6 separate regions of the Homo sapiens genome follow, and all the other regions are linked to region 6. The links are chromatin loops, found by intact Hi-C in ENCODE. Cell type or tissue: endothelial cell of umbilical vein. All regions are shown on one strand. Links, peaks and the distances in the headings refer to the core of each region. The heading gives the core; the rest is flanking DNA.

Region 1 (5,229 bases), core at 62-4,061, 160 kb after region 6:
TCTCAAGTTATAAAGGCATAAAACAAGGAGTCTATGTAATTGGGATAGAATACGGGGACAAAGAAAATAAAGCCACAGATAAGTAGATACCATGTGACCCTGTAAGGCTGTCTTCAAATTTTGTCCTAAGCTTTATGGCAGTCAGTGTAAAAAAGGAAATATGTCAGGGTGAAGTTTACATCATCTACAAAAAGAAAGCACCATTTATCCTGATGTTAAGATCTAAGAGGAACTTCTTTAATGAGTTCTACAAAAGAGAGTGCTGAGTGATACAGTAGATGGCATCCTTGATAAAATTCTTATAACCAGCATAATAGATTAAAAGTTGCATAAAATAATAGATTAAAAGTTGCATTAAAATATTTCTCATTATAGCTAAGATATAACAGTAAACACAATTGAATAGAAACAATTTTTACTCATTTTTTAATGTAGTCTAGGTATGCAGCTCTCTAATGGTTGGACTCTGATGAAGGTAAACTCCATGTATCAAGAGCACGGAGTTTTCCTCAGACAATTCTCCTTAAATGTCATGTCACTTCACCAAGATAGATAAGAATTGGACAGCAGAGAATTAAAGGTTGCAATCTTTGACAAAATCCTAGAGTGTAGTTAATCTACAGACAAAGGATGATCCAAAGGCTTTGACAATCAACCAAATAGAAGATAGGATTAAGGTTCTCTTTTGCAGATTAAAGAGCCTAACTAGGACTCCTGTGTGTTTTATGCACCTGACAAGGTCTATTCTGTTCATTTAAAATAGCCAAAGGACAAAAGCAGTTTTTTTTCTCCATGCCTCTTTCCCTTCTTCCATTTCTGATCCCTTTTATGTGCTCTCAGCAAGTGTAGACATACCTTATTAAAAGTTCAGGATCTGGCTATTTGTCTGTGCCTCTCAAGCAAGTAGCTTTTCCCCCCCACCAAGGGTCTTACTCTGTCACCCAGGCTGGAGTGCAGTGGTGTGATCATGGCTCACTGCAACCTCCACTTCCTGGGCTCAGGCGATTCTCGCACCTCAGCCTCTCAAGTAGCTGGGACTACAGGCACACGCCCCAACGCCTGGCTAATTTTTGTATTTTTTTGTAGAGATGAGGTTTCACCATGTTGCCCAGGCTGGTCTTGAACTCCTGAGCTCAAGTGATCCACCTGCTTCAGCCTCCCAAAGTGCTGGGGTTACAGGTTTGAGCCACTGAACCTAGCTGAGAAGATGACTTCAAAGACAGTGTCCTAAAAAATCTACCGGGCAGGGGAAGGGGATCATGGTCTAGAGATGAGAAGCAGATTCAAAATGAGATGTGGCCCAAGCTGAAAAGAGAAGGGCAGGGGAAGGAGGACTTGCTTGGAGAGAGTGATACTGTGAGGAAAACGTCACTTCTCCTAACCTATCCTCTAAAGTCAGACTTCTCTTTCCATTTTCCACCTTAATGTGTGAGTGAAACACTCTCTCCAATGCTCCTGCCAAGTGATGAGGGGAGGTTACTGCTCAGATAAACAGATCTAATTTTCCTACTGTGTGTACACATGTATACACACACACCATCCAAAAGGTGAATATGCAAAGCTAGTATCTTATATTATTTGTCATGATCAACCTTAAATCCTAGAATAAATTTGATTTAACTTTGTAGATCGTGTTCAAAAATATGGCCAGCCGCCCCTATAGCATTTACCCTCATGGAGTGACCTTCTCGCCTTATGAAGATGAAGTCAACTCTTCTTTCACCTCAGGTTTGAATCTTTCACTTCTACTGAATCCAACTAGTAACTTCTGAGAGGCTGCCACATTTTTCTGCTATTCTCCTTGCCCGGTGGTGTCACTACTGCAGTCAGGTAGTATACATGTAGGAGTATCCTAAAAATCACAGCCAAACCCTTCTCACTTCAGGAGTTTTGTCTCTTAGTGGTAACAAAATATGGTGTCTTTTATTAGTGTCATAGTGGCCTCTAGTGGAGCATTATCTAATGGCTACATGTTATCCAGGTTCCAAGTAGAATATTTAAAGAATTCAATTGAACAATGAGAACATTTAGACACAGGATGGGGAACATCACACACCGGGGCCTGTCGGGGGGGGGGGGTGGGGGGCGGGGGGAGGGATAGCATTAGGAGATATACCTAATGTTAATGACAAGTTAATGGGTGCAGCACACCAACATGACACATGTATACATATGTAACAAACCTGCACGTTGTGCACATGTACCCTAGAACTTAAAGTATAATTTAAAAAAAATAAAAATAAAAGAATTCCTTTTGCAATATTAATTGGTTCCAGCGAAAGCTTATTTATTTATTTATTATCATGAAATAACTTTGCAAATGAAAACAATTTTGAATATATTTTCTTTCAGGCAGGAACAACACCATGATCAGAGCAGTTCAACCAGGGGAAACCTATACTTATAAGTGGAACATCTTAGAGTTTGATGAACCCACAGAAAATGATGCCCAGTGCTTAACAAGACCATACTACAGTGACGTGGACATCATGAGAGACATCGCCTCTGGGCTAATAGGACTACTTCTAATCTGTAAGAGCAGATCCCTGGACAGGCGAGGAATACAGGTATTTTGTCCTTGAAGTAACCTTTCAGAAATTCTGAGAATTTCTTCTGGCTAGAACATGTTAGGTCTCCTGGCTAAATAATGGGGCATTTCCTTCAAGAGAACAGTAATTGTCAAGTAGTCCTTTTTAGCACCAGTGTGATAACATTTATTCTTTTTTTTTTTTTGTCTTGTCTATTTTTATCAGTACCATCACTGCCGAAGGCAAGTCTAGAGTGTGATAACATATTTTGTCTTAGTTTCAAATTCCAGGTCTGTTGGTATTGGATGTGTTGAGCAAGTTGATTAGCCTTTCCTAATTTCTTCCTTTTATCAAATGGGTAATAACCCTCCTAAAAATGTTACAGGTCTGTTTGGGGGTTCAGTGAGATACCATCTGGTAAAAGTATAAAGCTCTTTACCAGTCTTTGCTATTTTTAGAGACCTGCAATAGGGAGACAGAGGAGAGATTCTCTGAAAGCAACCAAATTTAGAGACATAGTTCCTAGTGAAATTGGACCCAGATTATGGCCCATCTCTGTTGAGACTAAAGTATACAGAAGAATGTGAACAAAGATACTGAATTTCTGAGTTTGTCTTCATTGAAGAATTGTAGTCTCATATTATTAAACTAAAATTCCCAATTATGCTAAACTGTAACCAAAGAGGTCTTATCTCAAGGCATACAAAATAAACATATGCCTAGAAAAAGCAGAAATGAATTTCTGGACATATGGAAGATCCTGATTTATTGAGCTAGGAAAGGAAACAGGTAGTAGAAGCATAAGGCTTTTCTATTGCAACCTTCTCTTTCATCCTTTGCACTTATTCAGAGCATATTCAGTCAATCATTCATGTTGAAAGGTGTGCAATTACAGAGATAGACAGACTTTCAGCTGCCATAGCGAAATGAGATTTTTCTTTTGGGATTTGTTTTTTTTTTTTTTTTCTTTTGAGACAGAGTCTCACTCTGTCACCCAGGCTGGAGAGCAGTGGCACCATTTTAGATCACTGCAACCTCTGCCTCCTGGGTTCAAGTGATTCTCCTGCCTCAGTCTCTTGAGTAGCTGGGATTACAGGCGCCCGCCACCACCCCCATGTAATTTTTGTATTTTTTAGTAGAGACAGGGTTTCACCATGTTGGCTAGGCTGGTCTCGAACTCCTGACCTAAGGTGTTCCACCTGCCTCAGCCTCCCAAAGTGCTGGTATTACAGGTGTGAGCCACTGTGCCCGGCTCTTTTGGGATATTTTAATCTCTGAATTTTCTTATCTGTTCTGTTTGCTTTTGCATATTACCTTTAGCTCTAACAAGTGCTGTGTACACAATGGACTCTCATAAATGCCTGAATTATATGGCTTCAGTAGTTCCAAGAACTATGTCACTTTGGTTTCTGAGAACTCAGTGGTGTAGATAATTTGCTGCAATGTTAATGACTGAATACAGCACTTTTTTTTCTTTTTTTTTTACTCTTAAGTTCAGGGGTACTTATGTGCAGGATGTGCAGGTTTGTTACATAGGTAAACATGTGTCATGGAGGTCTGTTGTACTTACTACTTCATCACCCAGGTATTAAGCCTAGTATCCATTAGTTATTTTTTCTGATCCTCTCCCTCTTTCCACCCTCCATCCTCTGATAGGCCCCAGTATGTATTGTTCCCTTCTATGTGTCCATGTGTTCTCATAATTTAGCTTTCACTTGTAAGTGAAAACATGCAGTATGTGGTTTTCTGTTCTTGCGTTAACTTGCTTAGAATAATGGCCTCCAGCTCCATCCATGTCCCTGCAAAGGACATAATCTTGTTCTTTTTGATGGTCACATAGTATTCTATGGTGTATATGTACCATATTTTCTTCATCCAGTCTGTCATTGATGGGCATTTGGGTTGATTTCATGTCTTTGCTATTGTGAAGAGTGCGAAAATGAACATACGCATGCATGTGTCTTTATAACAGAATGATTTATATTCCTTTGGGTACATACCAAGTAATGGAATTGCTGGGTTCAAAGGTATTTCTGACTTTAGGTCTTTGAGGACTCACCATGGTATCTTCCACAATGGTTGAACTAATTTACACTCCCACCAAGAGTGTATAAGTGTTCCTTTTTCTCCACAACCTTGCCAACATCTGTTAGTTTTTGACTTTTTAATAATAGCCATTCTTATTGGTGCGAGATGGTATCTCATTGTGGTTTTGATTTGCATTTCTCTAATGATCAGTGATGTTGAGCGTTTTTTTCATATGCTCTTTGGCCACATGTGTGTCTTCTTTTGAAAAGTGTCTGTTCCTGTCCTTGGCCTACTTTTTAATGGGGCTGTTTGTTTTTTTCTTGTAAATTTAAGTTCCTTATAAATGCTCCATATTAGACCTTTGCCAGATGCATAGTTTGCAAAAATTTTCTCCCATTCTGAATGTTGTCTGTTTACTCTCTTGATAGTTTCTTTTGCTGTGCAGGAGCTCTTTATTTCAATTAAATCCCATTTGACAATTTTTGCTTTTGTTGCTATTGCTTTTGGCATGTTCGTCATGAAAGCTTTGCCCATCCCTATGTCCCAAATAATATTGCCTAGGTTGTCTTCCAGGGTTTTTGTAGTTTGGGGTTTTACGTTTAAGTGTGTTGTTGTTGTTTTTTGTTTGTTTGTTTCTGTTATTTTTGAGATGGAGTCTCGTTCTGTTGCCCAG
Region 2 (5,239 bases), core at 379-4,378, 98 kb before region 6:
CATAGACGTCATCATATCACCATAAGAAACCTTTCCTGACTTCATCACTGGGTACCTATCTTGTACTCCCATGAGCCAGCCAATACCCAGTCCTCCAAAGATCATACCATTCTATAATAATTACCTACTTACTTGTGTCTCAGGCTAGACTCTAAGTTGTTGAGGGCACCTACAACATTTCCTGGCACAGAATAAGTACTCTGGAAATACTTGTTAAATGACTGAATGAGTGGTGACACACAACTTATTTGTTTGCTTACTTTAAATTTTCTCTCTCATTCAAGAGGAAATTACACAAGATTTGTTCGAAGCCTCTAGCTTTACTTCATTACTAAATAGCATACTACTAATTAAACCTAGAGTTTTATTTTTACATTTTCAAAAAGCAGGTAAATAACACAAATAACTTAACAGTCCCATCTTTGATTTACTCAACTGTTTAAAACAAAGTTTGCATCTTAATGCCAACAAAGAAGGTGTGGGTAATATAAGCAAGGAAGACCATTTTTCAATGCTTTAAAATATGAGCACCATTCTTTCTTTCTTTCTTTGTTTCTATCTATCTAGACAGGCTCTCACTCTGTTGTCCAAGCTCTATCTATCTATCTATCTATCTAATCTATCTATCTATTATCTATTTAGATAATCTATTATCTATTTAGATAGATAATCTGTCTATTATCTATTTAGATAATCTGTCTATTATCTATTTAGATAATCTGTCTATTATCTATTTAGATAATCTGTCTATTATCTATTTAGATAATCTGTCTATTATCTATTTAGATAATCTGTCTATTATCTATTTAGATTATCTATCTATCTATCTATCTAGACAAGCTCTCACTCTGTTGTCCAAGCTGGAGTACAGTGGCCTGATCATGGCTCACTGCAGCCTCAATCTCCTGGGCTCAATGCATCCTCCCACCCCAGTCTCCCAAGTAACTAGAACTACAGGTATGTGCCATGAGGCCTGGAGAATTTTTTTATTTTTTGTAGAGATGGGGGTCTCCCTGTGTTGCTCAGTCTGGTCTCAAACTCCTGGGCTCAAGCAATCCTTCTGCCTTGGCCTCTCAAAAGTGCTGAGATTACAGGCACATTCTTTCTTTAATAAAACAATTAAAATACTAATAAAATTTAAATATAGCAGGCAATAAAATCTAAGTGTAGGCAACAGATACAATAGTATATGTTTATTTTCTGAATAATACAAATTTCTAAAAGCATTATATAAACATAAGTAGGAATTAGAGTGGAAATTAAATTAGTTCTAAGGGCCACACAAATAAATTTCCCTGTTTATAGAAAAACTAAATAATTGGGGGCAGGCCGGGCGCGGTGGCTCACGCCTGTAATCCCAGCACTTTGGGAGGCCGAGGCGGGTGGATCATGAGGTCAGGAGATCGAGACCATCCTGGCTAACAAGGTGAAACCCCGTCTCTACTAAAAATACAAAAAAATTAGCCGGGCGCGGTGGCAGGCGCCTGTAGTCCCAGCTACTCGGGAGGCTGAGGCAGGGGAATGGCGTGAACCCGGGAAGCGGAGCTTGCAGTGAGCCGAGATTGCGCCACTGCAGTCCGCAGTCCGGCCTGGGCGACAGAGCGAGACTCCGTCTCAAAAAAAAAAAAAAAAAAAAAAAAAAAAAAAAAAAATTGGGGGCTAAAGAACTATATGTTAAAACTATACATTAAAAACTCTAATAGAATATTCTCTTTTTGAAACCAATTTCAAGACTTAATTGAGAATAAATATCGATTTTAGGGGTTGTTATGGGTTGAACTGTGTCCCTCCCAAAAAGCTTTAAGTTCTAACTCCCAATACTTCAGAATGTGGCCTTATTTGGAAATAGGGTTATTGAAGACATAATTAGTTAAGATGAGGTCATATTAAAGTAAGGTATGCCCTTAATCACTATCACTGGTGTTCTTATAAAAAGATGATGTGAAGACACAGAAAGCCAAAGTAAGCTAAGGATTGCCAGTGACACCGAGAAGCTAAGAGAAAGATATGAAATATATTCTCCCCTAAAGCCTTCCAGAGAACATGGCCCTATTGACACACTGTGAACTTCTGCCTCTAGAAATGTGAGAGAATAAAATTCTATTGTTTTAAGCCACCTAGTTTGTGGTAACTTGTTACGGCAACCCCAGGAAATTAATACAAGGAATGATACATCACATGCTTCTATAAATAGTGTAATATTAATTAAATCTACTGGTTTTATTTTGACTTTTTTCCAAGTGAGATGATATGGCTTGAAGATTGGTGTCCTCCCAGACACCTAACACCCAATGTGATACTATTAAGAGGTGGGGCCTTTGGGGAAGTGATTAAGTCATGAGGGCTCTGCCCTCATGAATGACATAAGTGCCCTTATAAAAGAGGTTGAAGGGAGCTGTCTTGCCCCTTGCACTAAGTGAGGATGCAGCAACAAGGGGCCATTTTTGAAGCAGACGGCACACCCTCGTTAGACACCAAATCTACTGGTGCCTTGATATTGGGCTTCCCAGCTTCCAGAACTGTGAGAGATAAATTTCTAATATTTATAATCCCTTACCCAGTTTAAGGGATTTTGTTATAGCAGCCTAAATGGACTAAAACACAAAGTGAAAACTGCCAGGAAAACTTCAATACTTTACTTTGATTGGTAAATAAATATTAATAGTGAACAGCAGAGGGCGTCGCTGATCAGAATTTGGAGTTAAGATTGAAGAAATTATACAGTCCACCTCAAAGCTCCATTTCAGGCAATGGACAGTAAGCAGAACTGGTCACATTTATCAGTCCCAAATTTGAAAAAATGAGAATTTTCTTGGACAGTTAAGAGAATTTAAATTTTCTGATTTCCATCTATAAGCAGTTTATATAAACTGAAGATATACTTTATGTACAGCCACCCTGGCTAAGCAGCCCCCATACTCTCTCTTGCCACTATAGACTATACTGTTGTTTAGACTTTCTTCATCTTACTCTTGGTCCAAGTATCTCTGTTTAATTTTCCTCTCCAAGTACTAGCTGCAAACTCTGTGGTGTCAAGAGAAGCAAGAAGGAAACTGAAAAAGGAGGAGGTTGGTGTTGAGAATATGAATCTATAGGATAAAGGTAAAGAAGAAAACAACCTTCCTGCCATTGATATAGGATACCCAAACAAACTTCTCCTTTTAGCAAGGTAAGAGGAATCAGAAAGGATGCACGAATGAAGTGAGGACAAAAAAGGAAAGGGAAAAAGGAAGAAGGGATACAAGGGGAGGGGCAGGTGAGATAAAGAAGAGAAGCAAGAAGAAAAAAGTTAGCCCCTTCCTAACACTACTCCTCATTTCCTTCTTACTACCTTCAGAACTTCTTTTTAAAGTTCCACCCTCCCCTAGGGTCTGTCCTTCCAGATCAGCCCTGCCCTAGGAGTTGCTACCAGTTTTAGGACTTGGATGAACCCCTACACTTTCACCCCCATAGCTGACTGGCAGGGAAGAGCGCAGGTACAAAGGAATTCCCTGTATCAGCTTGCAGATGTACAATAGAAGGGGCTATGTCATTGCTATTCAAGGAAGAAATATTCAATTCATGGTCCCATTAAAATTATTACATATAGGCTGGGCGCGGTGGCTCACACCTGTAATCCCAGCACTTTGGGAGGCCAAGGCGGGTGGACCACCTGAGGTCAGGAGTTCGAGACCAGCCTGGCCAACATGGCGAAACCCCGTCTCTACTAAAAAAATTAGCCAGGCGTGGTGGCAGGCGCCTATAATCCCAGCTACTCAGGAGGCTAAGGCAGAACGATCCCTTGAACCCGTGAGGCAGAGGCTGCAGTGAGCCAAGGTCATACCACTGCACTCCAGCTTGGGTGACAGAGTGAGACGCCATCTCAAAAAAAAAAAAAACAAATGACATATAACTGTTAGGTCCTGAGTACTATTAATCTTATAATTTAGGACTACTATAGTTAAATAAAATTGAGGGCTAGTCTGAAAGCAAAAGGTACTATGTATAACAGTGTTACAGGAAAATGAGTTATAATTCCCAATAATCGTACTACAAATTTTTAGAATATAATGTTTCATAAATGGGATACCAATTCAACACTCTAACTTTTCAAAATAAAAACAAATGTATGACTATATCAAATTTAAAAGACTGATACATACATATACATGCACAAACATACTTGTATCCCTAAAGGTCGCAATGCGTTGGTGAAGAAAAAATGCAAGATTGATTGCAGCTATATCAGATCTTATACAAATATGAACAAAAGAATTTTTGTTCTCATGCAGAAAAGAATGAAAGGATTCTGAGAAGAATGCTGTGACCAACCAGTTACCAAGCAAAGAGGGAGCCAGGCAGACCCCAGAGGCAATGACAGCAGTTAGGAATCTAATACAATGCTCTGGGTGAAAAGTAATTATGGGATATAAATAATCCCACAGATCAAAAAAAAACACCCAAATGAAATAAATTAAAATCCTCTTAAATAGACTGACCCAGACATTCAAATGAGATTTACTAACTGCCAAAGAAAATAAGAGTTGCTGTTTAAAATGCTATTAGCCCAAATTTTACCTGTGCATCTGACTGTGTCATCTGCTCAGCTAACTGTAAACAAGAATGGAAGGAGAAAAGAATGTCTTCACACAAGCTAGTAATTATATCTTTGTGTTTCAACTGGCTTTTTATTATGGACTGGTGCTTAAGGCTCTGCCTAAATGAATAAAAAGAAAAGAATACAATCACCACAAGTAACACATCAAGTAACTTAGGACCTCTAACAATATCTACCTTGTAGAACATTTAAAAAAACAATCAAAAAGCATCATATATCACATAATATAACTAAGATGTGCCCAGTTTACCTCTGAAGCAGTTATATTTGTTTAAATAAGTTGCTAATTTTTTCTCTGTGTAAAATATTAATTGAATTCTTACTATGTATGAGGCATTCTACCAGGCCCTGGAGACAAAGGGGTCAAACAAATGGACACAATCTCCGCCTTACCTGCATGAAACTTGTGGTCTAGCATGAGAGAGAATGTTAAATAATTTTAAGAATAATTAATTAGGGCTGTGATTTGTCAAATGACAGAGTCTAAGGTGCTACAATAGAGAGACCTAATCTAACTTATTCTTAGGGTAAGGATATCAATCTAACTTAATCTTAGGGTAAGGATATCAAAGAATGTTATCATGAAGATATAACTCTTAAGCTGAGAACTGAAAGACAGTAAGCAGGAGTTAGCAAGGTACA
Region 3 (5,239 bases), core at 58-4,057, 250 kb after region 6:
TATGTTCCTACTGTTTTCAGATGTTTGCATGAGATTTATATCATTTAGTTGCAGAATGTTTTCATTTGGTTGGAAAGGCAATTGACAGTAGAAAGAAGGACTCTTCATGTTTAAAGATAAATGTTTACTTTTATTTAGAATAAATATTATAAGTACTCCAGAAGTAATTCTTATTTATTCACTCTTTTATTTTTTTTTAAGTTTTCAAATTGCTGCAAACCTCAGCATGGAACGCTATGCCCTAGTATTTGGTGTAAATACCTTCATTGCCCTGGCACTGCAGACGCTGCTCACTCTAATTGTGGTAGATGCCAGTGGCCTTGGATTAGAAATTACCACTCAGGTAAGATCTCTCCTTTGGCATCGAAGGTAGTATGTGTGACTTGATCAGGGTGACAGAAGTATATGTATGCTTAATGAAAACAAATCCAAACAATAGGGAACAGATGTAAAGTAAAAGCATACCCTCCTTCCTTCATTCAACATCTTCTCCCCTATCCTTAGTTCTTTTCTCCTGGGAGGGTGTTGGGATTGTCAGGTCTTAGAACATTCCCGAGTGTAACTCATCAGCCCAATGGGGCTGTTTCAGCTGAGAGGTAATATTGATTCCTTACAGACCAAGACCTTCTGCTTCCTCATCCATTATTTCCCTCTATACTTAAATCTATGCTTGGAATACTGTATCCCATGTTTGAGATTCCCTGCTTCATCTCACAACTCTTTAAGTCTCCTCCCTTCTTTATTTAAAACACCCCTCACCCAAATACCACGGTAATGCCTTGCTGCTGATGAACAACATTATGATTTGTAACTTATGACTATTGAGAAACTTGCACCAACACCCAACAACAATGTGAATACTTTTTACGTTCAGGAATTGTATAGTTGTATATGCCTTCATGCATTGTGAGTTTTAAGTATATCTTGTTTTGTACTTTGGTAAAATGGGCAACTGAATGAATCAAGAAGTATTTACTCCCACCCCCATCCCAACCCAAATGATTTCTTCCCAACATATTAGCCGTAATTAACTTTGTTTTTACTGAAGCGATCTAAGAGAGAAATAGTAATAATAGACAATGTGCATTGAGTGCCTCTACGTGTCAAGTGCTTTATATAGGATTTGTAGGGTTGCTGTATTAGACATGAAGAAGATGAGTCTGAGAGATGTTAAGTGACTTGTCCATACCATCACTAGTAGTGTTCCAGAGCTTAGAGTTAAACCAACATCTAACCCCAAAACTTATTTCAGGATGGAAAGTAGGAGAGAAACTTAAGTGCTTGCCATCCTCCCTGTATAAGGGAGAGTTCCCAGGACTATTACAGTTGAGGGAAACATGGCTGTCATTGGAAGTGGAAATTTGTCAGCAGATTCTTATAGAAATGGTGGATTTAAACACGTGGAATAATAGGATTTTATGGGTGGTGCTGAAACCCTAACTGCCATGATTGATTAATGGCTTCCTGCAGAAGTGTAGCCAACATTGAAAGAAACTGGCTCAGTGATTTAAGGCCATACTCTCATTGTACTTTTGAACCAGTTTGTAAGTATTTAGTATGTTATTTTAAGAAGATGATGATGATGATGATGTTAATAAACCATATAGTCACATTAAAATTTCGCTTAGGGCATCATCCGCCGCAAACTAACACAGGAACAGAAAACCAAACACTGCATGTTCTCACTCATAAGTCGGTGTTGGACAATGAGAACACATGGACACAGGGAGGGGAACAACACACATTGGGGCCTGTTGGGGGGTGGGAGGCAAGGGAAGGGAGAGCATTAGGACAAATACCTAATGTATGCAGGGCTTAAAACCTAGATGATGGGTTGATAGGTGCAGCAAACCACCATGGCACACGTATACCTATATAACAAATCTGCACATTCTGCACATGTACCCCAGAACTTAAAAAAAAAAAATTGTCTTAGGGAAGAATTCTTACATTAAGTAATCCTGTAATGGAATATAGTTGACCTGCCGCTGCCCTCTTCTGGGGAAAAATAGAGAAGTTCTTGATCTTCAGAATTTGGCCTATTTGTACCCACCTATCAGCTTGAAGGCAGAGACCAGGACTGAATTATAACAATAACAGCAACAACAATAAAAGTAATACTAACAGCATTAGCATTGTGCTAATAAGCATTTATGATCTCACTGATGGGTACCAACATCGCTGTAAAGTGAGAACTACTATGAATTCCATTTTGTAAGTGAAGAAGGGCTCAGAGATGAAGTATCTCAATCAAGTTCACGCAGCTTGTAAGGGATGAAGTCAGGATTCACACTCAGGCAGTCAGGCTTTATTTAGTACCACCGTGCTGTGATGCTGCTTTGTGTCTTCAGGGTCTGGCACGTGGTGTAAGTATGCAATATTTTTTGAGGCTTTATGGACAAATTCTGAATATACTTTATTATAGAGTAATCCTCTTGTCATTGATAATTCAATAAACTGCTTTTCCCCCTTCTAGTTTTTGATCTATGCCAGTTATTTTGCACTCATCGCTGTGGTTTTCCTGGCCAGTGGTGCAGTCAGTGTTATGAAGAAATGTAGAAAGCTGGAAGATCCACAATCAAGTTCTCAAGTAACCACTTCATAATATACTGCTGAAGGGCTTCTTCTTATAGCAAGAACTCTGCACAGCAACTGCCTGGATGTGTTTGATTTTTTAAAGCGTAGACATATATTTATGAATGTGCATTTCTTGACTTCACAGCAGCCACTTGACTAATACCTTGTGTTCCGGGAATAACATGATACTATTCAGAGGAGCCAGAAGTAAAGTTTATTTCATGGATTATTTATGAGAGCTAATTTAAGGATGACTTTTTTTCTGATTCAAAAGTGAACTTGATTTTAAAAACCAGTCAAGAGCAATCAAAGCAGCACATGGTGTTGTATACTTCATTAGCAAGTGAGTTTGGTGTTTTATAGGTCACATATGTCTGTATCTACTTAGCCAGATGCTTGGCCTGGTGGGACCAGGGCTCCACAGAGGCCACAAAATGTTGCAAGTCATGATGGATGGAAATATGTTCTAACAGCATCTGCCTCTATTCAATTTAATTCTTATTTCTGTGTTACTCATGTACATTGGTCTTTCTACATAGTTATTCTATCACTGGCAATATTTGTTCTGGTTTAGTGTTCTGTATTTTAAGGTGTACGTATCATTTCTAATTTTAAGTTATTTTAAAAAAATTCATCATATGAATGTTCTTGGTTCCCATTGTGACGATTATTTATTTCTGTAAAATTTGTTTAGAAGTACGTTTTTGCATTATTCATATGCTTCCCAGAGAAGCTCATTTAGTTAGAAAATAAGGCAAGTTTTGAAGCCTGCTAAATGAAGAGACTTAAGAAAGCTTAAGGTACGCTTGCTTGTCTTTAAATCTTCAATATGAAGGACTATTAATTCCAAGATTAAAAGTTCATATATAGGCTAAAGATGTAACTAGGCCATTTGTATTTGTATTCCCTTTTATTTCCAAAATAAAATGAAAAATCTTTTTTTAATAATTTCATCCCTATTTATAGTTTTTATATTAATTTGTTTTTCTTATCCAAGTAAAGATGTCAATAGGAATTGCATTAGTCCAAGGCCTTTTTCATAAACTGAGCCTCTTTTCAATTATTTCAATGGGACAGGAACTAGGATAGATGTGATTCCTGCATTTTTTTACCTTAAATCTGCCTTTGTTTCTAAAGGTAGATCATCTTGAATATTTGCTTAAAATTGCTAGTGATTTCATTACCAAGTTACTTGAAAAAATGTTCTATATGCATTTAATTCTGAAATCAGTCTACCAAGGGGCTGCTAGTATATGTCAGACATGAAAACTATTTTAAAGCTGACTTTGTTGCCTTATCTTGAAAAGAATCTAGATAGGTGCTTTTAACTGGGGTATTAACTTTTTTAGAATGACACAGCTGAACAGTGTTAATAATAGTGTGTCAAGATTGCAAAGTCGACATACTCATTTGGTTTAAGCAGGAATCCTAGAAGCAAATGGATGGGGATAAGAATAGGTCATTTTCTATTCACCATCCTTTACTATTAAGGGAAAGGAAAAGAACACTAGCTAAGGAAGGGAAAGGGAAGTGATATCATAAAAGTAGCAACCTTCATTTTACATTCTGTCTGTTTTTCTTTTTTTGCTTTGTTTTGTTTGTGCTAATTTGGGAATTGTGTACTCCGAAACAAGTAGAAAAGTGCTGTTTGAGGGATTTTATTAAATCTTTTTTTAATGGAATGTGGTACAAATTGTTCATGTTACCAAAGCAATATTTCCCTGGAATTTAATTCAAAGTTTGTGGCATACAACCTGAGCCTTTTCTTATATAAGACAAGAATATGTTCACATCTTGGTATGTGGCCATATTTATAGAATGCTGAACTCAATGTGCAAGTTGTACTGTATGCAGTTTTGTAAATAAGTGAAAATAATTTGTTGTACTTTTTATTCAATTCTGTATAGATTATAAAATTATTTTTATTAAATAAATATTTTACAGTATATTTTCTCTTTTTAATCAAAATTGTTTTAAATTTATCTTCTATTTCAGTAGGAGCTTTAGATTATATCTTTAAATATTTTAATAATTTATCCTAGGACAAATTTCATATTAAGTCTTCCCCTGGTCTAACTTGCCTAGTTAACCTTTTGTTATCTTTTTAATTATTCCATTGCTTTGTGATTTTTACCTTTGACTCTTCCCCCTTATTTCAGATGTTTTCCCCCTTTTTTTTGGCACCCCGTTGCACTGTTTTTTTTTTTTTTTTTGGTTTTCATGTTGGCACTGCTCTTATCTCTTTTTAAAGCATTCTTCCTTAAAAAAAAAAAAAGACACTCTCTTTGATGTTAACTGAATTTTTACAATAAAGGAAATTAAAGCAAGAGCAGAAAATACCACCTTGTTCTGAAACTTCATAGCCTCTTTGTTCCACCTCAAATTATTCTGATACCCAGGGAGGAATCTTCTTGCCATGAGTTGAGAATCATTTGTCCATTATATCCCAGAAACCTAATCAGTATTTTCTTACAGTATCCAAATGAGTACCATTTTTTAATATACCATTTCAAAATCTACTTAAGGCATTGATTTCGCTGCTTATCACCAAAGTCCTGGAAATTTTTCATGCAAAAATAAATTTTTTTTTTTTGAGACAGTCTTGCACTGTTGCCCAGGCTGCAGTGCAGTGGCAATCTCGGCTCACTGCAAACTCTGCCTC
Region 4 (5,239 bases), core at 388-4,387, 1.1 Mb after region 6:
AATTTTTTGCTGTTGTGCATTTTATGAGATGTACAAGATACATATAGTACCATGGTGAAATCCTGCCTCTGTAAACTGCCCTAAGCCCACTGATGTATATCTCCATTAAAGTTCCCTGGAATGGCCAAACTAGGTTTTTTAATCTGAATAATGGAGGTTATATTCATTGTCTTCATTTCCCTCTTTCTCAGTTTCTTTGCTTCCTTGTGTTTTAGTACAGTTTCATCCTTCTTTTGTCAAGGAAAAGATATGAAACAAATCTTCAGGCTCACACTTACCAGCTGCATTTGAGTGTTTATTCTCAGATTCATTAATGGCCAGACAGAGAGGCTGGCTAGGAAAGAAAGTAAAGTATGAGAAACTTCAGCCACTTGAAGTCCAAAATGAATGTGAAGCATCTCTGAAACTATAATCTGTGTCAAAGGAAAATCAGACTATAATTAAAAGGAAGAAAGAAATAGGCCATTATCCACAACATTTTGTTTACCATGTAAAAGAGGAACACAGGCTTTCCAGGAAATAAGTAAATTGTGGGTAATTTAAGAACAGACATCATATCTTATATACCTCCAGGTGAGGGACTTCTGTTTGTCTCTTTAGATCTGTTCTTTACTTAACTCCTCTTATTTTTAGCTGGAAAACAATTACATAGAATAAAGACTGAATTTCCCATACTTTCTTGCAGCTGAACTTACCTATATACTTGGGGTTATGCATACAGCTTCTAGAAAATGTCTTTTGAAGGAAGAAACCCATCTTTTTCTTCCCTTTTCTTCTTCTTGCTGGATGGAAAGTGGATGCAAATTTGAGAATTAAAAATGAAAAGAACCTGGGTTCCAGGGATCTCATACCAGCCTTGGCCTTGTTAACTACTGATTTTGTCCCTAGAGGACAGAGAAAAAAAAAACCTATCTAGTTTAAGCCACTCTTATTTTGGCTTTTTGGTCACTTGCAGTTAAACCTACTCCTTAGCAATACACCCCTTCAACCTCTGGAAGAATACCTTTCAATCAATCAACAGCTGCAATGATCACAGTTACAATGGACTAAACAGATATGTTGGGGCTGTTGCCGTCCTCACATTTTTGGAAGGCTCAGTGCTTTGGGTCTCAAGAATATAGCAGAGAGAATTTGGGCATGATTTATTTTAATATGGTGAGCAGAACATCCTGAGGGAAACACACACCCTTATATACATATACATGCACACACATATAAATATATATATGCATGCACATACACATAAATATAATGTCTCCATAGATTGATAAAATACCATTCAGTGGAGAGTGCAGTGACCAGGGTACAAATACAGGCACTGTCACTGGATGGTGGAAGCATAAATTGGTGTGATCTTTCGGGAAGAAATTTGCCAATATGTATCACAGCCTTCTCTAAGGAGAGAATGTGAACAAAGAGTGATGGCCAAAATTTTCATTGTAGCAGTAGATTATACAGAAAGTTTCTCAACCTAAGGGTTCAAACAATAAATGCATGTGTTGTGAAGTGTCAGAGCTGGCAGTTAACTGGAGTTTCTTTCCCATGAGTTGATTTTCATCAAGGAAAGAATTTCTCAGAGGTTGGGCATCAAGCGATAGAGAGGAGTAGATGGCAGACAATGAGACATCTGCCTCCGACCAGGCCCATAGGTCAGTCTAGCCACAAGGGACAGAGAATCACCCTCAGACACTAAAGAAGCTGTTTCCATAAATGAGACACAGAGGCCTGAAAACTCTGTTTAGTACTCAGGGGAGAAGTTAGAAGACTTAGTGCAGAGCATTCTTCACTTGGTGAAGAATCTTGGTTGGGTTCAGCACAGACGGATGATGTGCCTTGGCAACCTGAGGGTCTGCAGCTTTGGGAAGATAAGGAGACCTAGCCTAGGGAGGCAAGCCAGCATCACCATGCCAGGTGCCAGCATCTGTAGTAGTGGGGAGGTGCTGCCCTCAAGCGGCTGTTTGGACAGTAAGCATCAGCAGGGGGCCAGGAGTGGAAGAGCAGAACATTTGTGAGCTCACCTGGGATATATCTTAACCACACACTCCAATTTCAGCTCTGCCTGGGTCATATGCCCACCTGCATATTCAGTTCTCCCTGGGAGAACTGAAATTGGGTGTGTGGCTAAAATATATATGCAGGTGGGCATATGAGCCAGTGAAGTGTGTAGCCACAAGCTAGGAAACAACCTAAATGCATAATGATAGAAAAAATCAGGTAAATTATGCTTTGTCTCATAACCTGTGAGCCTGATATTATCTGTGGATGTTCAGTATCCTTTCTGTCCTTCTAAGCTTTCCCCTTGTAAAACAGGGCCTGAAAGCATGGAAATCACGTTTCTCAAGTGCCTGTTTGAATATCATTGGGGTGGCACTTTGTGAAGTTTGCAAAGCAGAAGAAAAAGATGGGCCATTGCTTCCAGTAAAGATCTAGGCACGCGTCTGGGTATCAGCAAATGGCTGATGTGGGGCTTTGTCAGCAGCTCCCAGATGCTGCAAGCAGCTAAGCTCAGTAGTAGTGATATCACTGCAATATTTGTGTTTCTAGATCTAGAGCCATCCTGATCATTGTTTTCTTCCAATGGGAGGCATATATAAAGGTTGTATAAGCCTTATTCCCTACGTCAGCTTCCTTTATAGTGAAAAAAACTTAGAGTGGCTTCCATTTTCAGAACCAAAACTTAACTGATACAGCAGAGCCTGTTGGTTAAGGACCTGAACTCTGGTATGATTTAGACTTGGTTCAATCCCAAGATCTGTTTTAAGTGAGTGAAACCTTGAACAAATTCCCTCACCAAACTTCCCAGTTTCTTCATCTGCAAAATGGGTTCACGAACATGCCTACCTTGTAGGACTGTCACATGGTTTAAATTATATCATATATATTAGCATCCATAAATATTAGATATCATTATTGAATACTGCATAATAATTGCATTAAAATAGTATAATAGTAGATGGAAAGGGAAGAAAAAACTCTATGTACAGTATAAACTCAACTACATGAAATACACCAATGGAAAGATAGCAAAATGTTCTCTCTCTAGGGTTTACATATGATTCTATTTTCTTCTGTATTTTTTTGTATTTTTAAAATGATCTACAAGAAGTATTATATACTATTTTATAAAAGGAATAACATGTAATGCTATTAAAATAGCCTACAGTGAAGTTACATAAATATACATTCAAACCTCAGCATCACTCACAAATTCAATGCCTCATGCAAAGAAACACACTCAAATAATACTGTTTCGTTGGTATCTAATATTCATCATCTTTCTAAAGTTTTTTCCCTATCAGCCCAAGACCAAGTAAATATTGTGATAACTTCAGATCTGGGAACAGTAAACCCCCAGGTCAGGGAATTTGCAAACAGTGAATTCTGGAGGAAGCAAATATGTTTGTGGAATTATTCTGGGGAGACTGCTTCATTCTTACCACAAATGGGAAATGACTACTTCTACGGCAGCTGTGATATTCCATTCAGGAGAGGTTTGTTTCAGAGGTGTCATTGTTTGTTTTAGTTGGCCCTTATATTATTTTCATTAACTCTGACAGTCAGTTCTGCAAGACTTGGAAAGCCATACTTTCAGGTTTATGCCTTCTTTCGTCACAGCATAATTATTAATAGTGCCCCTTTTTGCTTTTGAAAATGTCTGGGTTTAGATAATTATACACATGTATGTGTACCCAATTCAAGACCTGCCCAAATAAGAGCAAAGCTTAGGATTTTTAATAAAGGTCTGTATACAGCATAAAATTGCTCCTTAGCATAAAACTGCACCTTAGCATAAAATTGCTCCTTAGTTAACTACCCCTAAACAGCATCTGTTTTGTTTTTGGATGAGCTTCCTGGCTTGAGAAGTTGCAGCCCACTTCCAGCCCACCTGAAAGCACCATACCTTATATATATATATATTTTTTTCTCCAACAAAAATACCTCTTGGGGCACTGTCCTCAAAAATGAATATTTTATTTAAGAAAATAATAGTTTCTTGAATACCTGTATTCATATTTATATCTATGTAGCATGCCCACCTGCTAAGAAATTCCAAGCACTGTAACCCCACAATCATGTCTATCTCTTCTCTGTATCACCAGAGACTCATACAGCAGCAATATGTAGAAAGTCAACAAACTTGGACTGAATTGAACCAAACTTGCTGTGAGTTACCAATAAAGTGATGATAGAGGAATCGTCTTTGGGCTTATCCATTAATCATATTCATAGATACCATTTCCTGATTTATCTTGAGAATAAATGTTCTGGTGGGAATTTTTATTTTTTAATTTCCTCCTTGTGATTTCATTGCACTTGTAATTGGGTCAGCATACAGCACAGCTATCATCCATCAAATGAGTCATTGGGCTGAAATAAACGAAAGATGGTTAAAACAGAGACGTTGCCTTTGAGCTTATTAACGTAGTGCAGAAGATAAAATATATGTGTGGCATGTTTTTTTACTTGTTGATGCATGATCTGTATAACCTATAACATGAACCTTCATTCTTCTCCCATTACCTGTGGTTCCTTTCTTTGCCTCTCTACATGAGCATGTGGACTTTTCAGCTTCAAGATGGAGTACTAATTTATAGGAGGAAGGCATATGGATACTCATTAGACTGTAAAGGTGATGAAGCCCATCCCTAAAATGCCCTGCAAGCATTCATGGAAAGCTCAACAACAAGACAGTTCCTTCATAACAAGTGCTAGATGAGTGCTACAGGATCTTTTTATTTTTATTTTTATTTATTTATTATTTATTTATTTATTATTTATTTATTTATTTATCGAGACAGAGTTTTGCTCTTTTGTCCAGGCTGGAGTGAAGTGGCACGATCTTGGCTCACTGCAACCTCTGCCTCCCGGGTTCAAGCAATTCTCTTGCCTCAGCCTCCCAAGTAGCTGGGATTACAGGCGCCCGCCACCAGGCCTGGCTAATTTTTGTATTTTTAGTAGAGAAGCATTTCACCATGTTGGCCAGGCTGGTCTTGAACTCCTGACCTCAGGCTATCCACCCACCTCGGCCTCCCAAAGTGCTAGGATTACAGGCATAAGCCCGGCCCAGTGCTACAGGATCTTAAAGGGAAAAGAGAAAAATGGGCTCCTGAGTTAAAAGGAGAGGACTCGTGGAGTATGTGAGGCATGAACTAGGTCTTGGATAATGAGATGAGCAAGAGGATTGCTCTTCTGGCCAGGACCACATACTATGCAGATGGATAGCAATTTCTGCTAGAGC
Region 5 (5,239 bases), core at 874-4,873, 110 kb after region 6:
TGGGCGCAGATTCCACCACTTGGTTGGGAAAGGGGGAAGAAAGTATTTTCCTCCATTTCTGTGTTTCCAATCATTTGTCATTGTTTTCTGGTAAGGTCATTGGGGTGTTTCTGAAGAAGGTATCAAGGGAGAAACCAGTTCCACCCCTGTCTAGAAGCAACAAAAATGAGTTGCACCACTATCCTCCCAAACAGAGCACCAGCTTCCTTTAAAAATCACCTCTAAAGCTGTTTGTGATTGAGCACTTCAGGATGTCAATCAACTGTAAGCTGCTGCTATTTTACACCTCTACAATCTCTAACTGGTGATGAAGCATCATGAAATTCAAACAATCACTTTTAGCCAAATACCATCGTTGTATATTAATCACACACACACACACACACACACACACACACACACACACACAGAGAGAGAGAGGGAGAAAGAGAGAGAGAGTTACAGAGTTCAGGTTGCTGAATTATAAAATGATCTCTTCTTTTCTCCTCTGCCATGCCCATGATAGCCATTCCCTGCACACCTTTGCTAAGCCCTCAGAATGGAACAATGACCTGTGTTCAACCTCTTGGAAGTTCCAGTTATAAATCCACATGTCAATTCATCTGTGACGAGGGATATTCTTTGTCTGGACCAGAAAGATTGGATTGTACTCGATCGGGACGCTGGACAGACTCCCCACCAATGTGTGAAGGTAGGCTGTGGGTCTGTCCTTTCTTATGGCTTTAAAGATGACATCAGAGAATGGAGAATCATCAGGGATTTATATAAAAGTGTTCTTGAGCTGAAGCAAACAACACTCTCCACAACAATGGTAATCTAGATAAAAAAGTTCTCCCTCTCTTTAAATAATATTTTAATAGCTTTAGTTAAATATTCCACAGTTTCAAGAACATCCTGGCCAACATGGTGAAACCCCGTTTCTACTAAAAATACAAAAAATAGCTGGGCATGGTGGTGCATGCCTGTAGTCCCAGCTACTCGGGAGGCTGAGGCAGGAGAATCGCTTGAACCCAGGAGGTGGAGGTTGCAGTGAGCTGAGATTGTGCCATTGCACTCCAGCCTGGTGACAGAGTGAGACTCTGTCTCAAAAAAAAATTGCACAGTTTCAGGAAGTGCTTTCATGTCATTATAGCATTCCTGTTTACCACAATTCTAAAATAATAAGGAAAGGCAGTATCATCTCATTTTATAGATAAGGAAGAGACACAAGCTTAAAGAGGTTAAATAACTCGTCCAGGGTCACACTGTTAGTAAGTGAAAAGGCTCAGCTCTATGTCACTGAAAGTTTTACTTCCTTACAGAGTCTTCTTCAGCTACATTCTTCATTTCTTCATTCCTACATTCACCTTCAACTGAGCATTACTAAATCCCAGCCACAGACCTTATTTAGGGATGGGTGAGATTTAACCCTAGCATAACTATGTGTGCACTTCCCTCCTCTCTCCACTTCTATATTGAATATAAGCTTCTTGAAGGCAGGAGCTGTGCCTTCTTCATCTTTATACCCCCTGCAGCAGCTAGACAGAATAAAAATGGGTGTGTGTGACAAATATCTGTTGAATTGAAGGTGATCATTTACCAGTAAAATTTACTCAAACACAAGCTTTGGTAATTTAGTGGAATTCTCAAAGGCAGGGGCCAGATCTTATCTGTCTTTAATTCCCCTGAGACATCTGGCTGGCAAAGTATCTAGTATATTTTATGTTCTAAAATAGAAGTGCACTGAATTAATTAATTCATAGCTCCTGTTTAGTTGCAAAAGGTGCTATTGTTCTAATGTATTGTTCAGTGTAGAGTTAGTAATAATGAGACCAGTGATAATGGTAATAATTATTGCTTAATGTAGGACTACCTATTTCATAAGCATCATCACATTCAATCCACACAAATGACCCTTAAGTTGGTTATTACTATGCCCATTTTAAAGGTGAAGAAACTGAGGCTTTGAGAGGTTAAGTAGCTAGCAAAGTTCATATAGCTTGAAGTATGGAGACAGGATGCAAACCCAGGCCTAGTCTGATTATAGGGCTAGTGTTTTGACCACTGAACTACACTATCACCCAGTGGCAGAGCTTCTGAATCTCAGGTAAGTCACTTGTGAATTTACTCTTTTCCACTCCACAGATTGCAGCTATAACTGCTAAATGAACTTTAGAAATGGCAGTGCCTGGTGATCAGATGAGAGAATATGTTGGTAGAAATCTATTCGTGTTACACAAAAACAGCTAAAATATTATTTATTCCTTCCTGTGGAATGAGCACTAGATTAATATCCAAAGACTTGTATTGCTCTCTCTCCAAGTCATGTGCCATTAGGAAAGTCTTGTCACACCCTTAGGCTCCCGTTTTCTCAATTCCAAAAGGAGAAGAGTGGACCAGACCATCTTTGAGGTCGCTTCCCTGGTCAAGAATTCTGTAGGGTGAAAGACATAAAATGCTACCATCTGCTGTCAAAAAGATATACTACAAGTTCCCTGAGAATTCTAGAACATGTATGGAGGAAAGCATTTGGGCTTGTGGTTTTTCACTCATTCATTTATTCCTCACTCTCTTATTCATTTATTCCATTGACATTTCTCATAAGTTCTATTTTCCCACATTTTAAGGCTAAAGAATATTTAAAAAAACCTTTAAAAATCTCATTCACATTTTAAATCATGTAGGCAACCAACATGGCTGCTAAATCTGTAATCTCTAAAGCCCTTGCTTCCCTTCACTACTTTCCAGCCCCCCTTTCTCTGCAGGAGGAGGCATTTGCCTCCCACTTTGCAGGCCCCATCCCCACTCACTGTCAAGACCCAACCCTGACCATGAACAGCAGCTTTAACCCACTATGGCCCTTGGAATTATCAACCTTGACTGATCCTGATCTTGAGCCCTGGTTTTTGCATTTGTGTTTCTTCTTCGTTCTCCAAATTTATGCTCTAAATTTAGGCAAATGGTTCCTCTTATTTTCCCATATGCCTGAACCCATTAATTTTTAACCCTCAGCACTGCCCCCTAGAACCCCAATTTTCACATGGTGTTTTGCAGAGTTCTAGGATACATCAGATGGACTCAGGGGCCTCCAAGTAAGCAGAGGCAGTGTGGCAGGTGGAGTTCTCAAGCTGTCTCTTCAGAGTGCAATGTGAGATTTCATTTTGGGGGATGGCTCTACCGATAGTTCCACTTTAGTTAGAATGCCGGTTCCCTGGGCCCTCTGGGATGTGGCCTCTGCCTAGTTGTTCCTCAGTATCTGCAGGGGGAATTGGTTCCAGGACTCCCTGCAGATACCAGAATCCCCAGATGCCCAAGTCACTTATATAAAATGGCATAATATTTGCATATAACCTACATACATTCTCCTTTAGACTTTTAAACCGTCTTTAGATTACGTATAATACCTAATGCAAAGCCTACACATCACTTCATCTGCATGGATTCAACATACTCAGCACATGGCAAATTCAAGTTTTGCTTTTTGGAACTTTATATAATTTATTTTTTTTCTGAATGTTTTTGATCCACAACGAGTTGAATCCGTAGATGCAGAACCCTTGGATACAGAGAGTCGGTTATTTTTCAGCCTTGTCTCTGCCTTTGCCCTTCAGGACCTGAAGTCCTTTTCATGAGCCTAAGCAGTGCTTGAGGTTCTTGTGCCAACTTTGATGATGCCACCTGCATGATGGAGTGCTTGTACACAGTTTCCGTATCCCTCCTGTCCCTGCCTGTTGGACCACTTTCATGATACAGACTGCTGAATTCCTAATCCCTTAACACTGTCTGTCATTGATCCTCTGGTGACCATGTTTGGCTGCTGAACCCAACTCCTAATGTCTATTTTCACTGCGTGGGGAGGGGTCCTGGTTCCAAGTCCCAACCTCAACTCTGCTCTTCTGCCATGTGCCTGCTTACTCACGTCCTAAAATATGGTGAACTGGTGCCCCCTAAAACTCTGGCCCAGCTGACATCTCCATTTTTTTCTTCATTCCCCCAACATTTCTCTGAATCTGTGGGGCTTCCTAGTTTTATTCCTAAAGTTTGAGTTTACAATATTCAACTCAGATACATTTATTATTCATACTATATCTTCTTTCCAGAAAATTATTGAGAAAACTCTATCAAACTCAAGTAAAATGATATAATGAAAGGAAACAGATAATTTACTAAATCTATTTGAAATAATATAAATCAATATGTTTAAGAATTCAGATGCAATCATGTATACTTTCTTGATGGACTATAGAAGAACACCAATGAATACCCATATGTGATAGAACTGCCTTGGTAGTCAGTGAAAATAGAACACTAAGCGTGCAATAAATGCAAACCTTATCTGTTTTCTATTTTTGTAATTATTCAGGAGTTTTTTTTTTTTTGCCAAAGTTTTAGAGTAGGCTCAAGAATATGACCACTTCTCAAAGTTATGCACAAAAGTCATTCCTGGGTATAACTCTTTTCCTGCATCTGCACTAATCTCCATTCCAGCAGCATCCTTGATAACTCCACAAATGTCATTCATCCCATGTTTGCTGAGTGCCCACCATATGCCGGATCTGGGTTAGGCTTCCATGTAACTCATCTAGGCTGCCCCTCAAACAGGTAAACCCACTTCTTTACATGATCCAGAGCCAAATTCTTAGTATGTAAGGGTCAAGGTTAATTTTTACCTGAGAGAGTTCAGAGACTTTTATAAATATGAAAGTCTGGATATGTAACCTTGGCTGAGCATGACTGATAAGACTGAAACCAAAGCACTATCCCCCAAATGAATTTAATGCTGTAGTAGTTCTCATTTTATACTAGGGCCCCCTTCGGTTAATTTTTAAAAACAGTAATTCCTCTTGTTTCTTTTCAAACCAGGTAGGCATACCTTTTAGAATGCATTTAAATTAAATTGTATTCATTACTGTATTCATTCAATTCATAAGTATTTGTAGAACCCCTCCTATGTGTCAGGCCCTGTTCTCTGGGATACAGTGTTCAAAGAACTGACAAGGTCCCTGCTTTCCTGCAGCTGACATTATACATATTCTTCAGTTTAAAGTTGTAATTCTGGGAGATTATGAAAAAGTTATTTTTGTGAAAATGTTCACAGATGACTTCATGTCTAGGAGTTACACCAGTAGACATGTTTCAAAAAGGTTTAGTAAATTGATTTGATGTGTCAGATATGAAGTTGTTAATTACTCAACAATTTGAGAGTACTGAACTGAAATTCACTGTGTTATTTTGGCTATTTGAATGGATTCATGCAATA
Region 6 (5,239 bases), core at 554-4,553:
GTGGTGTTATTTCTGATGCCTCTGTTCTGTTCCGTTGGTCCATATATCTGTTTTTGTACCAGCACCATGCTGTTTTGGTTACTATAGCCTTGTAGTATAGTTTGAAGTCAGGTAGCATGATGCCTCCAGCTTTGTTCTTTTTGCTTAGGATTGTCTTGGCTATACAAGCTCTTTTTTGGTTCCATATGAAATTTAAAGTAGTTTTTTTCTAATTCTGTGAAAAAAGTCAGTAGTAGCTTGATGGGGATAGCACTGAATCTATAAATTACCTTGGGCAGTATGGTCATTTTCATGATATTGATTCTTCCTACCCATGAGCATGGAATGTTTTTCCATTCATTTGTGTCCTCTCTTATTTCCTTGAGCAGTGGTTTGTAGTTCTCCTTGAATAGGTCCTTCACATTCCTTGTAAGTTGGATTCCTAGGTATTTTATTCTCTTTGTAGCAATCGTGAATGGGAGTTCACTCATGATTTGGCTCTCTGTTTGTCTATTATTGCTGTATAGGAATTCTTGTGATTTTTTCACATTGATTTTGTAACCTGAGACTTTGCTGAAGTTGCTGATCAGTTTAAGGAGATTTTGGGCTGAGACAATGGGATTTTCTAAATATACAATCATGTCATCTGCAAACAGACACAATTTGACTTCCTCTCTTCTATTTGAATACACTTTATTTCTTTCTCTTGCCTGATTGCCCTGGCCAGAACTTCCAATACTATGTTGAACAGGAGTGGTGAGAGAGGCATACTTGTCTTGTGCCAGTTTTTAAAGGGAACGCTTTCAGTTTTTGCCCATTCAGTATGCTATTGGCTGTGGGTTTGTCATAAATAGCTCTTATTATTTTGAGATACGTTCCATCAATACCTAGTTTATTGAGAGTTTTTAGCATGAAGGGGTGTTGAATTTTATCCAAGGCCTTTTCTGCATCTATTGAGATAATCACGTGGTTTTTGTGATTGGTTCTGTTTACGTAATGGATTCTGTTTATTGATTTGTGTATGTTGAACCAGCCTTGCATTCCAGGGATGAAGCCAACTTGATTGTGGTTGATAAGCTTTTTGATGTGCTGCTGGATTCAGTTTGCCGTATTTTATTGAGTATTTTCGCAATGATGTTCATCAGGGATATTGGCCTGAAATTTTCTTTTTTTGTTGTGTCTCTGCCAGGTTTTAGTATCAGGATGATGCTGGCCTCATAAAATGAGTGAGGGAGGAGTTCCTCTTTTTCTATTCTCTGGAATAGTTTCAGAAGGAATGGTACCAGCACCTCTTTGTACCTCTGGTAGAATTTGGCTGTGAATCCATCTGGTCCTGGGCTTTTTTTAGTTGGTAGGCTATTAATTGCTGCCTTAATTTCAGAACTTGTTATTAGTCTATTCAGGGATTTGACTTCTTCCTGGTTTAGTCTTGGGAGGGTGTATGTGTCCAGGAATTTATCCATTTCTTCTAGATTTTCTAGTTTATTTGTGTAAAGATGTTTATAGTAATCTCTGATGGTAGTTTGTATTTCTACGGGATCAGTGGTAATATCCCCTTTACCATTTTTTATTGTGTCTATTGATTCTTCTTTCTTATTAGTCTAGCTAGTGGTCCATCTATTTTGTTAATCTTTTCAAAATGCAGCTCCTGGATTTATTGATTTTTTGAAGGCTTTTTCGTGTCTCTACCTCCTATGGTTCTGCTCTGATCTTAGTTATTTCTTGTCTTTCGCTAGTTTTTGAATTTGTTTCTTAACCTCTTTGAGACTCTTTAGAATGGGGATAATAATCATATCTATAGCAGAGAGCTGTTATAAAGATTAAACAATATAATAAATATGGGGCGCTGAGCTTCAGAGTTTTTGTTGTTGTTATTATTATTTTCCTAAAAATGCAAATCTGATTTGCATTTGACTCATTGACTCACATCAGTGGGTCTTCCTTTTTATTGTCCTTCATCATATGGGTCCTAATTTCACATGCAGTCTTATAAAACCATCTCATTTTATAGTCCAAGAATATTAAAGGTACTTGTAGGCTCCCAAACCTACACGGTGAAAAGCTAGAGAGCATGGGCTCTCTTCAGGGGTTAACTTCAGGAAGTGCCACTAACAAGGACGTCCACTAGGTGGTGAGCAAGGAAAGACGGAGGTGAAGGAACCGAAACGAGTCAAGTCCACTGCTTAGCTCTACTGAAGTTTTGCAAACATCATAAATATGTCTGAAATGCAGTTTTGATTTGTAGTATTTGCAATTTCCAAGGGCCATTTACCACAGGTAGCCAAGAGTTAGTTTAGCATTTATGAAAAAGATAGGGGAGGGTGGTGGAAAAGAAGGAGGAGGAGGAGAGAGAGAAGGAGGAAGAGGAGAACAAGAACCAAACAAAAACAAGAACAAGAACAAGTAGAAGAAGAGGAGCAGGAGGAAAAAGAAGAGGAAGAAGAACAGCAACAACAATGAGTGAAGGAGGAGGAGGGTAAGGAAAGATGCATAGGAGAATGGAAGGAAGGATAGAAAGGAGGGAAGGAAGAGAGAATCTAGTCACATTACTTTCTGATCAGCAGTTCATTTTTGTCTCAGTGGGAGGCAATAGAGGCCAGTCTAGGAAAGGGGTGGGGAAAGAGGAAAGAGAAGTGCAGGAGGAAGGGGAGGGAAAAGGGGAGGAGGAGGAGGATGTGAGACTGGGTTAGAGAAATGAAAGAAAGCAAGGCTTTCTGTTGACATTCAGTGCAGTCTACCTGCAGCACAGCACACTCCCTTTGGGCAAGGACCTGAGACCCTTGTGCTAAGTCAAGAGGCTCAATGGGCTGCAGAAGAACTAGAGAAGGACCAAGCAAAGCCATGGTGAGCCTTTCAGCCTAAAAGACGTTTAGATGCTCAGATAGAAACTCTTGGGGTTGTAGAGGCAGGTGGCAAGGATAGGAATCACCCCATTTCAATTCTGGTTTTAAATAATATAGAAACTAAACATTTTCTCAGACCCTCAAAAAAAGTGATCCTGAAATCTTTCTTCTCAGATATGCTGATTTCCTCTTCTTGACTTTGTCTCTGGGGAGACTCTTGAAGAAATACTATTGAAATCAGATCTTTTGCAATAAACACTGTGTCTACCTGAGAAGTGATATGCTTTGGAAGATAGAATTTTTTTAAAATTATACTTTAAGTTCTAGGGTACATGTGCACAACATACAGGTTTGTCACACATGTATACATGTGCCATGTTGGTGTGCTGCACCCATTAACTCGTCATTTACATTAAGTATATTTTAAGGTGTGCAGGAAATTTGTGACTTTGTCATTTCAGTTGCTCAAAAAGGTATTTCTTTTTATTAAAAAAAGAAATACTTTTCTTTCCTGGTGTCTGGCTATCTAATTTTTTTTTTTTTTAGGTATTTGAGGCATTGACCCATTATGATCAAGAGTGAGGCTATAACATTAAATATAAGCATCAATAGTTAATTAAGCAGCAACAATACTTTAAAAAATATACATAGTAAATATTAAATAGTTTTATCTAATAGCTCAGCAGAAAAGCAGGTATAAAAATTACCAAACCATAGAAAAAATTCAGGGCAGTACCGATTAGCAACTTGAGACTAAAGCGTAAAAATAAAATAGAACAAAACAAAACTGTGCATCAGTTCTGATGTAAATTTGAAGTAATTTTTCATCTATGTCTGAGAAACCTGTTACCTCAGACAGGGTTAGTAGACATATGTGTTTTATTCTGATTATTAAGAAAGTTGTAAGCACCACCTCAAAGGCTATAAATGTGTGGTTTAAGAGTATACATCTAAATATAATTTTGTATTTCATTTGCAGATATTTCCATGGAAATGTCAGAGCACCCAGAGGGACTTATGGAACATCTTCAAGTTGTGGGGGTGGACAATGCTCTGTTGTGGTATGTTATGATATTTATATATCGCTAAGTCTATTTTACTTATATTCATTTTTCTTAAATATCCACTAGTTATACATAGTCTAAGGGAAAATTATTTCACAGAGCTGTTAATTCTATCCCTTCTGTAAACATCTCTTTTCTTCTTACCTTTAGTTCTTCCCCAGAAACTCCTGAACACTATTTTTAACCTATAATAGCCCATGCTGTAGAGTTCAAATCCCAATAACCCCACAAAATCCCTCAATTATAAAGGAATAATGTTAATTAAGAAATCTCTGTTAAGGTACTTACAATCTGTACCAAATATTTAGCACCTCATTTTCTATTTTTTATTCATAGTTCAGTGTACATTAATGTCATTTCTACAATTACAATACGAGCTTATTAAGGGACGGGGGTTTATCATTTTTTGGTCCTTCTCCCATTGTTGTGACAAATTTTATATCTGATTCTTGAAGACTCTCCAGCAATAGCTTTGAACTTGGTTTTTCATTTCCTAAGTAAACTAATGTCTTCTTTCTCCCTAGCCTGGATTTTCAGCTCTAGCCAAGCAAACATGCTAACTCTCCCGTTCACACATTCCTTATGCCATGTCTGCACTGTGTCACATAGAAACTTAGTGCTCTTTTCATACAACAGGTATTTTCTGAGTCCCTACAATGTGTGAAATTTATGCTAGGCACTAAGGATACAGCAGTGGACACAACAGTTTTTTCCCTCTTAGAACTTGCATTCTAGTGGAATGCTCATTCAAAACTCTGTTCAAAATGTTTATTTTATGATGCTCTTTACCATCAATTATATCTGTTTCTTTACTGTATTAAATAGTGATTCATGTAGATCATACCATGCTTAGAATGCCATATATTATTATGAAGTCATTGTGTAATTATGTGTTTAATTAGATATCTTCAAAGCCCTCATATTTGATGGGTCCATATGTTTATTAAACATCATCAGTTGAGTCTCTTTGTGTATAGAACATGATCTAATGAATTTCATAATCCTATACCATTTGGCTTTGTAAATTGTTCTTTTTAAAAATTATACAGTTAGATATATAAGAGTTGAGTGGTATATTGGGCTTTTCCAGAAGCAGTTCTTCCTATGGTAAAATAAAATGTTTTTTATGTAAAAGAGGTTACTTAAAAGTATGTCACTGTTCTTCCTGTCCTTATTATGCTTCTCCCATAGGTACATATGTGTTGGCCTTCAAGAAATGATTCCAGGATTAAAAAGTATACGTAAATTGTATAGTTATATGATATTACACGGTAATTAGTTGTAAATCATTAACAGCTACAAAGAAAAAGAAATATGAATGTCTAAAATATGTTGGTTAAATTTCACCTGAAA

What was found. A loop is a pair of places that touch in the nucleus more often than their neighbours do. Peaks named below come from ENCODE experiments on the same cell type or tissue, not always from the same donor. Only the 100,000 strongest peaks of a DNase experiment are listed, where the experiment ranks them.
Region 1: it touches region 6 in a loop (15-fold over the local background); 48 of 110 quality-filtered maps call a loop at or near these places.
Region 2: a loop joins it to region 6, with 9 times the contacts of the local background. A loop is called at or near these places in 26 of 110 quality-filtered maps.
Region 3: it touches region 6 in a loop (3-fold over the local background); 12 of 110 quality-filtered maps call a loop at or near these places.
Region 4: it touches region 6 in a loop (4-fold over the local background); 8 of 110 quality-filtered maps call a loop at or near these places.
Region 5: it touches region 6 in a loop (17-fold over the local background); 74 of 110 quality-filtered maps call a loop at or near these places.

What each region holds. Positions count from the first base shown.
Region 1 is chr1:169,547,139-169,552,367 of GRCh38, reverse strand. It overlaps F5 (coagulation factor V), which reads left to right. Exons shown (of 25, transcript NM_000130.5): 9 at 1,629-1,728; 10 at 2,353-2,567. Among named protein-coding and RNA genes, the nearest start is that of F5, 37 kb to the left of the region's middle. In endothelial cell of umbilical vein, for the core only: a CTCF peak has its summit at 1,928 (motif pointing left); a DNase peak (open chromatin) is centred at 1,917.
Region 2 is chr1:169,807,248-169,812,486 of GRCh38, reverse strand. FIRRM (FIGNL1 interacting regulator of recombination and mitosis) reads right to left here. Exons shown (of 25, transcript NM_001320047.2): 9 at 4,558-4,696. Among named protein-coding and RNA genes, the nearest start is that of FIRRM, 15 kb to the right of the region's middle. In endothelial cell of umbilical vein, for the core only: a CTCF peak has its summit at 2,639 (motif pointing right); a DNase peak (open chromatin) is centred at 2,686.
Region 3 is chr1:169,463,215-169,468,453 of GRCh38, reverse strand. It overlaps SLC19A2 (solute carrier family 19 member 2), which reads left to right. Exons shown (of 6, transcript NM_006996.3): 5 at 202-343; 6 at 2,477-4,545. The coding sequence ends at 2,605. Among named protein-coding and RNA genes, the nearest start is that of SLC19A2, 20 kb to the left of the region's middle. In endothelial cell of umbilical vein, for the core only: no CTCF peak of the experiment used is centred there; a DNase peak (open chromatin) is centred at 2,013.
Region 4 is chr1:168,600,386-168,605,624 of GRCh38, reverse strand. No RefSeq gene overlaps it. Among named protein-coding and RNA genes, the nearest start is that of XCL1, 26 kb to the right of the region's middle. In endothelial cell of umbilical vein, for the core only: a CTCF peak has its summit at 1,951 (motif pointing left); a DNase peak (open chromatin) is centred at 1,914.
Region 5 is chr1:169,598,478-169,603,716 of GRCh38, reverse strand. SELP (selectin P) reads left to right here. Exons shown (of 17, transcript NM_003005.4): 10 at 506-691. Among named protein-coding and RNA genes, the nearest start is that of F5, 15 kb to the right of the region's middle. In endothelial cell of umbilical vein, for the core only: a CTCF peak has its summit at 2,481 (motif pointing left); a DNase peak (open chromatin) is centred at 2,406; H3K27me3 peaks cover 459 bases.
Region 6 is chr1:169,709,080-169,714,318 of GRCh38, reverse strand. SELL (selectin L) reads left to right here and starts at 2,699. Exons shown (of 9, transcript NM_000655.5): 1 at 2,699-2,823; 2 at 3,802-3,883. The coding sequence starts at 2,821. In endothelial cell of umbilical vein, for the core only: a CTCF peak has its summit at 2,100 (motif pointing right); DNase peaks (open chromatin) are centred at 2,108 and 2,558.